Regions from separate parts of the Mus musculus genome. Here all the other regions are linked to region 1. The links are chromatin loops, found by intact Hi-C in ENCODE. Cell type or tissue: left cerebral cortex. All regions are shown on one strand.

Region 1 (2,500 bases):
CGCGAGCCAGCGAGCCAGCGAGCGAGCCACGCGCCGGCCTCGCCCCCCGCGCTGCGCTGCGCTCCGCCGCGCCCGGCCCGGCTCCGCTTGCTGCCCGCCACCTGCCCGGGGGCCGCCCAGCCGCCCAGCCGCGCTCCCCGCTTGCTGCGCCCCCGCACACCTGCTCCCGGGCGCCGCGCCCCGCGCCGCGGACACAGCCCAGGTGCGCCGTGCGCTCGGCTCGGCTCAGCGGGCCGCGGGCAGCCAGGCGCGGGCGCACAGCCGCAGCCGCGGGCGCGAGCTCATGCCGGGCGCCCCCCGATGCGCAGCGCGGCCAGGCGGCGGCCTCCCGGGCGCCGGCCTCACCCTCCGCAGCCAGGCAGCAGGCGCGCGGCCAGGCTCATCCTGCTGCGGCGGCCTCGGGCGCCGGGTCCCCTGTGCTGCCCTTCCCTGCCTGAGCCCGGCGGGCCGCGCGCGGAGGCGAGCGGGGACCCCTCCCCTGCTCTGGCCGCTGGGGCGCTCTGCAGTCTTAAAGCAGCAGCAGAGGAGTGCGGCGGATCACGCAGTCGGCGGGACCCAGGGCTCAGAGGCTCAGAGGCTCAGAGACGCGTCCCCACACAGCCCATCGTGTGTAGCTCTGTTCTTGCAGGTTGTTAATGAGATGCGGCCGGGGGCTGACCACTCCGGAAGGGTGCCAGCTAGGCAGAGGTGACCGCGAGGCGTTAGCAGTTTTGATGCGATGTGCAGCAGGATTCGGAGTCCGTATTGACTCCCTGAAAAGTCTAGTCCATCTGCCTAGAGGGAAATGCTGCCTTGGAGTCCTCGCGGCTCCTGGGAAGAGCTCTCTGACTTCACTGGCTGATTTTTAATTATCTTTAATACATACTAGGGTGCAAACATGAGCGATTCTAATTTTGGTCTCTGAGTGGTGTATAAAAACTGATTAAAATAGCTGATAGTGCGTATTGAGTCCCAACATGCAACCCCTTTCTTGGCACAGCAGACCATGGCCTAAATGGGTCTCCAGAAAGATCTTGAAGTAATGATACTATTTCAACAAAGGCCCTTCAAAAAGCACATATCCGTATCTGGCACTTTACAAAATAATGACCCACAGAGTCAGAATGTGCCCTGATTTAAAGTCTAACATTGAATGCACACGGCCAGGACTATGGACTGGGAAAGCTTTGAGGGAAGGCAAGAGAGGACCATTTCATGGGAAATGGAGATAGTTTCGCAGACTATCAGGCATCTTCTGCCTGAACTACATGTGCACTTACAGATTAGGCACCCCTAAAACGGCTCACAGAATAGCCCAGAAAAGCAAATGTTGAGGCAGAAATAAAATGGTGCTTTACCAGGGCTGGGCACAAGATGGCCAGGCCCTGTGTTAGGAAGGGTCAGCTGAGCCCTGACGCCGCACTGGCTGCCATTGCTCTGCAGCTGTAGGTGGTCACGTGCTGCCGCCCACTCAGGCTGCGCCTCCAGCTCTGCCAGCTACACACGAACCCCAGTGTCCTCTGCCTTTGCATGCAAAGGGTGTTTCTTCACTCCCTGTTCCTCAAAGCTGTGCTCCCTGGCAGGCAGTGGGCCTGATTTCCCTCCCTGCATTCCTGTTCTTTTAGGGCACAATTCTTCAGGTACTCCAACCATCTTAAGGCTCAGCTGGGGCTTGGTAGCCAAGCACTCAAGACAAAGCTGAGGCAGACAGCTTGGAGTCAAACCACTACCTCCACTTACCAGTTCTAAGCATACGTGTGCGTCTCATGAGTGTTCCTGCCCTGGCATACAGAATGAAATCATCAGCACTTCTAACTATAATGGTTGCGGTGTTCTGCAGCCTAGGCCTAGTGCCTGGTTACCATGGCCAGTGGTGGCTAAGGTTCTATATAGCTAGGCTAGCTATATAAATTTGGGGATCTGGTATAAAGAAAAATAAAGGGCTCCTTTTGCAAAAAGAAGGAAATACACCATTTAAAATATCCTAGTAGAAAATGTGTCCTTTCCTTTGCAGCCTTTTCTGTCTCTTCCATGGTATCTGTCACTCTCTGTTTACTGTCTCACTCTGTTGGGAATAGTTAGGAAGGGCACAGCTGCACACAGATGCCAAGCTGTTACAAAGTAACCCATGGCCACACAAGTGGCCCACATCTGCTGCCTTGCTTCCCTGTCTTCCGCCTGGCTCCTGTACTAGGCATAGCCATGATGGGGAATGGGAAATGCTTTCCCATTCCTTAGGGATTACAGTTCCAAGGTATCAGGAGATACCCAAGTGATTACACATCTACACTGGAAAGCTGTCCCCAGTGTCTGGTTCATTGTGGGCCAGAGGCATAAATGGCTTGTAGGACATGCATGACAATGCCACTCTGGAGTAGGACAGTCAATGCCAAGCCCCACTCTGGGTGCTTCACTAAATGATCCAGTTACATCCAGATCTCCATCAAGGACAGCGAGGAATGGTGGGAAACAGACCACCCACTGAAAAGAACACAACCCACAGAAGGTGATAGACCCATAA
Region 2 (2,500 bases), 120 kb after region 1:
GAGATCCCCACTGAGCCGAGCCATCAAGTGGAGCACCATGTCTCACTTCCTTGTCATAGCCTTCAGTGACAAACTTCCTCAGGTAAAGCCACACCTCCTCCTAAACCTCTCAGAACAGCAGCCCTAGCTGGGGACTGAGTATTCAAGTACCTAAAACTGTGGGGTGAATCTCATTAAAGTTGCCACAGTTGTATCGTCTTCCCTATCTGCAGAGGTGAGCAAGAGACAGGGAGCCACTGAGAATTCTGAAGATTCATAGTTCAAACACTCATGCACCATGATGACCTTGGTCCAGGTCAGTCTGAATAGTGCTCTGAGGTAGCCCGGCACAGACCTGCCTATGGGATGCGGGGGACCAAGGCCTCCTGGAGCAAACACAGATGCTTGCAGTTCTAGATGTGAGTTCTCAGCTTCCTGCTCCTGCCCATGTATCTTCACTCTACCATCACAGATACTAACCATTTAGAACCATAAACCCAAATAAACTCTTTCTTCTATACCTTGCCTTGGTCATAGTGTTTTATCACAGCAATAGAAAAAATAACTAAGGTAACAACCTCCCTGGAGGGCTCAAAAATGAGAGCATGCTCTTACTGGGGCTGACTATGAGTACAGGGACACTGGTCAGTGGGACTGTGGCTACCTATAGGGGGAGGCTCAGTCCAGGGAAGGCTGAGGAACACAGATAGAGACTGAGAGAGCAGGATTAGAGCCTCCATGCTAGAGATGAGCCCCTGTCTGCTCTCAGAGTAGGTGAGGGCATTGCTCGTAGGGCTTTGTTGTACCTTTGAAGGAACAAGTAGATCTCAGCTGATAGTAACCCACTTTTGCAAAGAGACACATCTGACAAAGGGAAGCCTGGGAAATGTGCACACACACACACATACATACACACACACTCACACACACACACACATACACACACACACACATTCAAGAAGCACCTCTCCCACTCTCTAGTTCTCTGTCCTTTCTCAGCAACAACCTTAATACATTTTGAAAAACAATGAGAACTTATAGCCCAGGTGACATTGCAGGGTACAGTCTGCAGGTCTGCAGGGTTGTATTAAGCACACATACACTGGGGGTGCTCAGGGCACCATCTCTGTGTGAACAGTTTGCATAGTGTCCTTTCCTGAGATGCCATTCAAAGAACGCAAGGCTCAGTCTTGGGTGACATCTCCCTATCTCCCACCAGAGGTCTCTAGTTGTCTTGTTGTATTTAAGATTATTTTATTTATATTTATGTATATGGAGGGTGTTGCCTAGAGGGGTCAGAGGAAAGAGTCAGATCATCTAGAGATGGAGTCTCAGGCAACTGTGAGCCTCCAGACATGGGTGCTGGGAACCAAATCTGAAAAAAAAAAAAAACCAACAAAACACAGCAGTGTTCTTAACCACTGAGCCAGCTTCCAGCCACCTCAGGAAACTGTTTTTGATTCTGTGTGTTTTTGATGCCTAAGAGTATTCTGGATGAGAGGGCATGGGTTTACATCTGGGTCCTCTAGTCTATTCCATGTGACTTTCTGTATTTATGTTGGTAACATGGTGGCTTTGTCCCTGTGTCTTTAAATTCGGTGCTGTGTTACCTCCAGCTCTGCTCCATTTAAAGACTGAAGCTATGTTCCCATTACTCAACCTGTATAAAACCCAACTCCAAACGGATCAAAGATATCTCTGTAAAACCGGAATACCTGCAATCACAAGAGGGACTGTGAGAGACACTGTTACAGGTGCTGATTTACCGCTGCACAGAAGTCCCCTAGCTCAGGAAACAAAGCCTCTTCATTACCCTCTTCTGGATTCCATGATCACTTCATGTACATGGTGCATTGACACACATGAGGTACCCCCAACACATTAAAATAATAAAATTATTTAAAAAAAAAAAGCTTAGGCAGAGCAGAAGAAGCAGCCAAGCAACGGTCTACAGACTTGGAGGGACCCTCAGTCAGTCTCCTGAAGTAGATATCTGGAAAACAAAAAGAGCTCAGACCATGTAGCAAACCCTGTAATCTTGTGAAAATGGACAACAACCTGAAGAGAATGCTCCCAAAGACCCACACACAGCAGGCAAGAACAAGGAGAAATGTCCTCGGCCTCATCGAGAAAAGAATCACACACCAAAGCCACACGAGAGTCTGCCTCACCCAAGTCAAAGTGGCTATGAAGGAAAAATGTGGGCAGAAGGACCTGACACACTGCCTCCTAAAGTTCATTAGTGCACCCACTGTGAGACTCATTGTGGAAGTTCCCCGGAAAACTAAAAATAATAGAATACCATATGGTCCAGTCAGAATACTTCTGAAGATGTATGCATGTCATAGATATGCGTGCATGCATGTTTATTGCTGCACTGTTCATAAAAGCCATGTGATGGAATTATCTCAGTTAAAGTCAGTGGGTAAACAAAGAAAATATGGGATATAGATGGTGGAGTACTATTCAGCTATCAAAAATAATTAAATCTTGTTATCCATAGGAAAAGCATGGATGGAAC
Region 3 (2,500 bases), 100 kb after region 1:
TTTCACATATGTACCACGGGTCACACATGCACACACAACCACACAAATACACACACAAACATACACACACATACACACACACAGACATATGCATACACACTTACACACACTTATACATATATGCATACACATATGAAATAAAAGAGAAAACATGAAATGTACTTTATGTATTACACTGATGGAATAGTCCCATCCATAAGAAAAAGGAAATGTTGCAATTTGTGCAATCAGATGAAAGACGACAGCAAGCCAGACAGAGAGAGACAAACACTGGCCAGTAGGGTGTGGCTTGGTGGTAGAGCACTTGCCTAGTACATGCAATGTTCTAAGTTCTACTATCCTACACACACACACACACACACACACACACACACACACACACACACGTAGGAAGCCAACTCTAAGATGGCGCCGGTTTCCGGTGTGCCGTTGTCATAATCATAAACAACATCAGCGCAGGTGTAAGCCCGAGTCTGGCGCCAACCCCTCTCGAGCGGGTACATGCTAATTAGGTGACAGGAAGGGGTAGGGCAGACTTGCAGGGAGAGGTGAGACTAGGGTTGGAAATCATATTGGTGTCATCTCGTGCCCCTAACAAAGCACAATGACTGAATCCTTTCTGACAGGGCAATCCCAGAATGTACAAAATTAGAGACAATCTGAGGATGTAACAACACAGCCAATTGTTCTGCTGTCCAGCATGGGTGACAACGTCCTGAAGAGTGCCTAACAGACCCCTAACTAGGACAGCACCTCTGGGTGCCTCGGGAACTCAGGCATTTTGATTACCCATGCTAGCATTTATTTGATGTCGTTGGTCTGGCTCAGAGCCCTTTTTATAACAATCTCACAAATCAGGTGTAAAGGAAAGAAAAATAAATAAATAGAAAAGCCACAGCAGGCACCCTCCCGAAGGCAGTGGCATTATTTTATAATGTTTGATTTTGAATTTTTAATGAAGGTAGAAGGAAGATGGACTCTGCATATCAGGGAAGTGAGCAGAAAGAACCTGTTCTGGAATAAACAGGTCAGCTGGAAGGTGGGAGAGGCTTAGGAACCCCCGTAGTCCAGGAGTGCACTTGCACGTAGCTGAACGAGGTTTGGCAGAAAGCCAGCGTTCAGGACAAGTTGGCTTCAAGAGCACAGAAGAAAGACGGGAGCTCCCACGGGTCATTTCTTGCTTGGGCTCCCGAGCCAGGCTCCCCTGCACAGCTCTGCAGCCCCTGCAGCTGCGCAGCTCTGCTCTTCTCTGCAGACACAGGAGGGAGCCATGCTTCTCCGCCACCTGCTGGTTGTTTCCTGAAATGCAGGGTACACCTGGCCATCAGCGGCTTCCTGATCCTTCATAGTCCACCCTATTTCCTCTCTTATCGAAAGCAAAAGGTGGCCCAGACAGCCCTCTCTGCCAGGATATTTCACATCTGGTTCCTCTCTTTCACATGGCATCTAAATCTCTGTGGTTCTGAAATATACACAGAACAGGGAATTGTAAGGTGGGTGGGTGGATAGTATTCTGTGATGTTGACTGCAGGAATTCCTCTTCAAGTTTCTCTCTCTCTCTCTCTCTCTCTCTCTCTCTCTCTCTCTCTCTCTCTCTCTCTCTCTCTCTCTCTCTCCCTCCCTCCCTCCCTCCCTCCCTCCCTCCCTCTCTCCCCACCCCCCTTTTTTGTTTTTTCGAGACAGGGTTTCTCTGTGTAGCCCTGGCTGTCCTGGAACTCACTTTGTAGACCAGGCTGGCCTCGAACTCAGAAATCCGCCTGCCTCTGCCTCCCAAGTGCTGGGATTAAAGGCGTGCGCCACCCTGCTCGGCTCTTTAAATCGTTTTTTTTTTCTTTTGTTTTTTTTTGTTTTTTTTTTTTTCCTTCCTTCCTTTTTAATAGCATGTTACAGTGTGATGTCCCTGCTCAGGGCTACAGTGGGCACTGATCAAATCCTGTCTCCATTTATAAAATTTGACTTTTCTTTTTTGTTTTAATTGTATTCTATTTTATAGGTGCAGTGTGTACAGCATACATGTTCACATATGTGCAGGAACATGTGTATATGGGCACAGGTGCATATGTGTGCACATGCACCTGTGTATGCACATCATGAGCGCATCAGGTGTCTTCCTCAATCACTCTTCACTTTTTGTTTAAGACATATTTTATTTTTAGTTATGAGTATGTGTGTATGGGGGTTGAGCACATGCCTGCAATGCCAGTGGAGGCCCCAGGCATCAGATCTCCTGGAGCTGGAGTTACAGGTAGCTGTGAACTCCTGACGTAGGTGCTGTGAACGTCCTGATGTAGGTGTTGGGAATCAAACTCGGATCCTCTGCAAGAGCAAACAATGCCCTTCATCACATTTTATTTTGAGGCAGTTTTTCCACTCATGCCCAGAGTTGGTCTAGCTAGCCAGGATTACTCCAACGATTCTCTGTTTTCACATTTTATGTGCTGGACTTTAAAAAATTGCCATAATTTCCATGGGTGCTGGGGATTTGAACTCAGGTCCTCTG

Evidence for each region. A loop is a pair of places that touch in the nucleus more often than their neighbours do. Peaks named below come from ENCODE experiments on the same cell type or tissue, not always from the same donor. Only the 100,000 strongest peaks of a DNase experiment are listed, where the experiment ranks them.
Region 2: it touches region 1 in a loop (2.9-fold over the local background); 6 of 42 quality-filtered maps call a loop at or near these places.
Region 3: a loop joins it to region 1, with 4 times the contacts of the local background. A loop is called at or near these places in 6 of 42 quality-filtered maps.

The regions. Positions count from the first base shown.
Region 1 is chr16:97,170,300-97,172,799 of GRCm38, forward strand. Dscam (DS cell adhesion molecule) reads right to left here and starts at 436. Exons shown (of 33, transcript NM_031174.4): 1 at 1-436. In left cerebral cortex, a CTCF peak has its summit at 1,350; DNase peaks (open chromatin) are centred at 689 and 1,433; H3K4me3 peaks cover 1,267 bases; H3K27ac peaks cover 2,041 bases.
Region 2 is chr16:97,289,271-97,291,770 of GRCm38, forward strand. No RefSeq gene overlaps it. Among named protein-coding and RNA genes, the nearest start is that of Bace2, 66 kb to the right of the region's middle. In left cerebral cortex, a CTCF peak has its summit at 1,201 (motif pointing right); no DNase peak of the experiment used is centred here; H3K27ac peaks cover 155 bases.
Region 3 is chr16:97,271,194-97,273,693 of GRCm38, forward strand. No RefSeq gene overlaps it. Among named protein-coding and RNA genes, the nearest start is that of Bace2, 84 kb to the right of the region's middle. In left cerebral cortex, a CTCF peak has its summit at 1,289 (motif pointing left); a DNase peak (open chromatin) is centred at 1,272; H3K4me3 peaks cover 473 bases.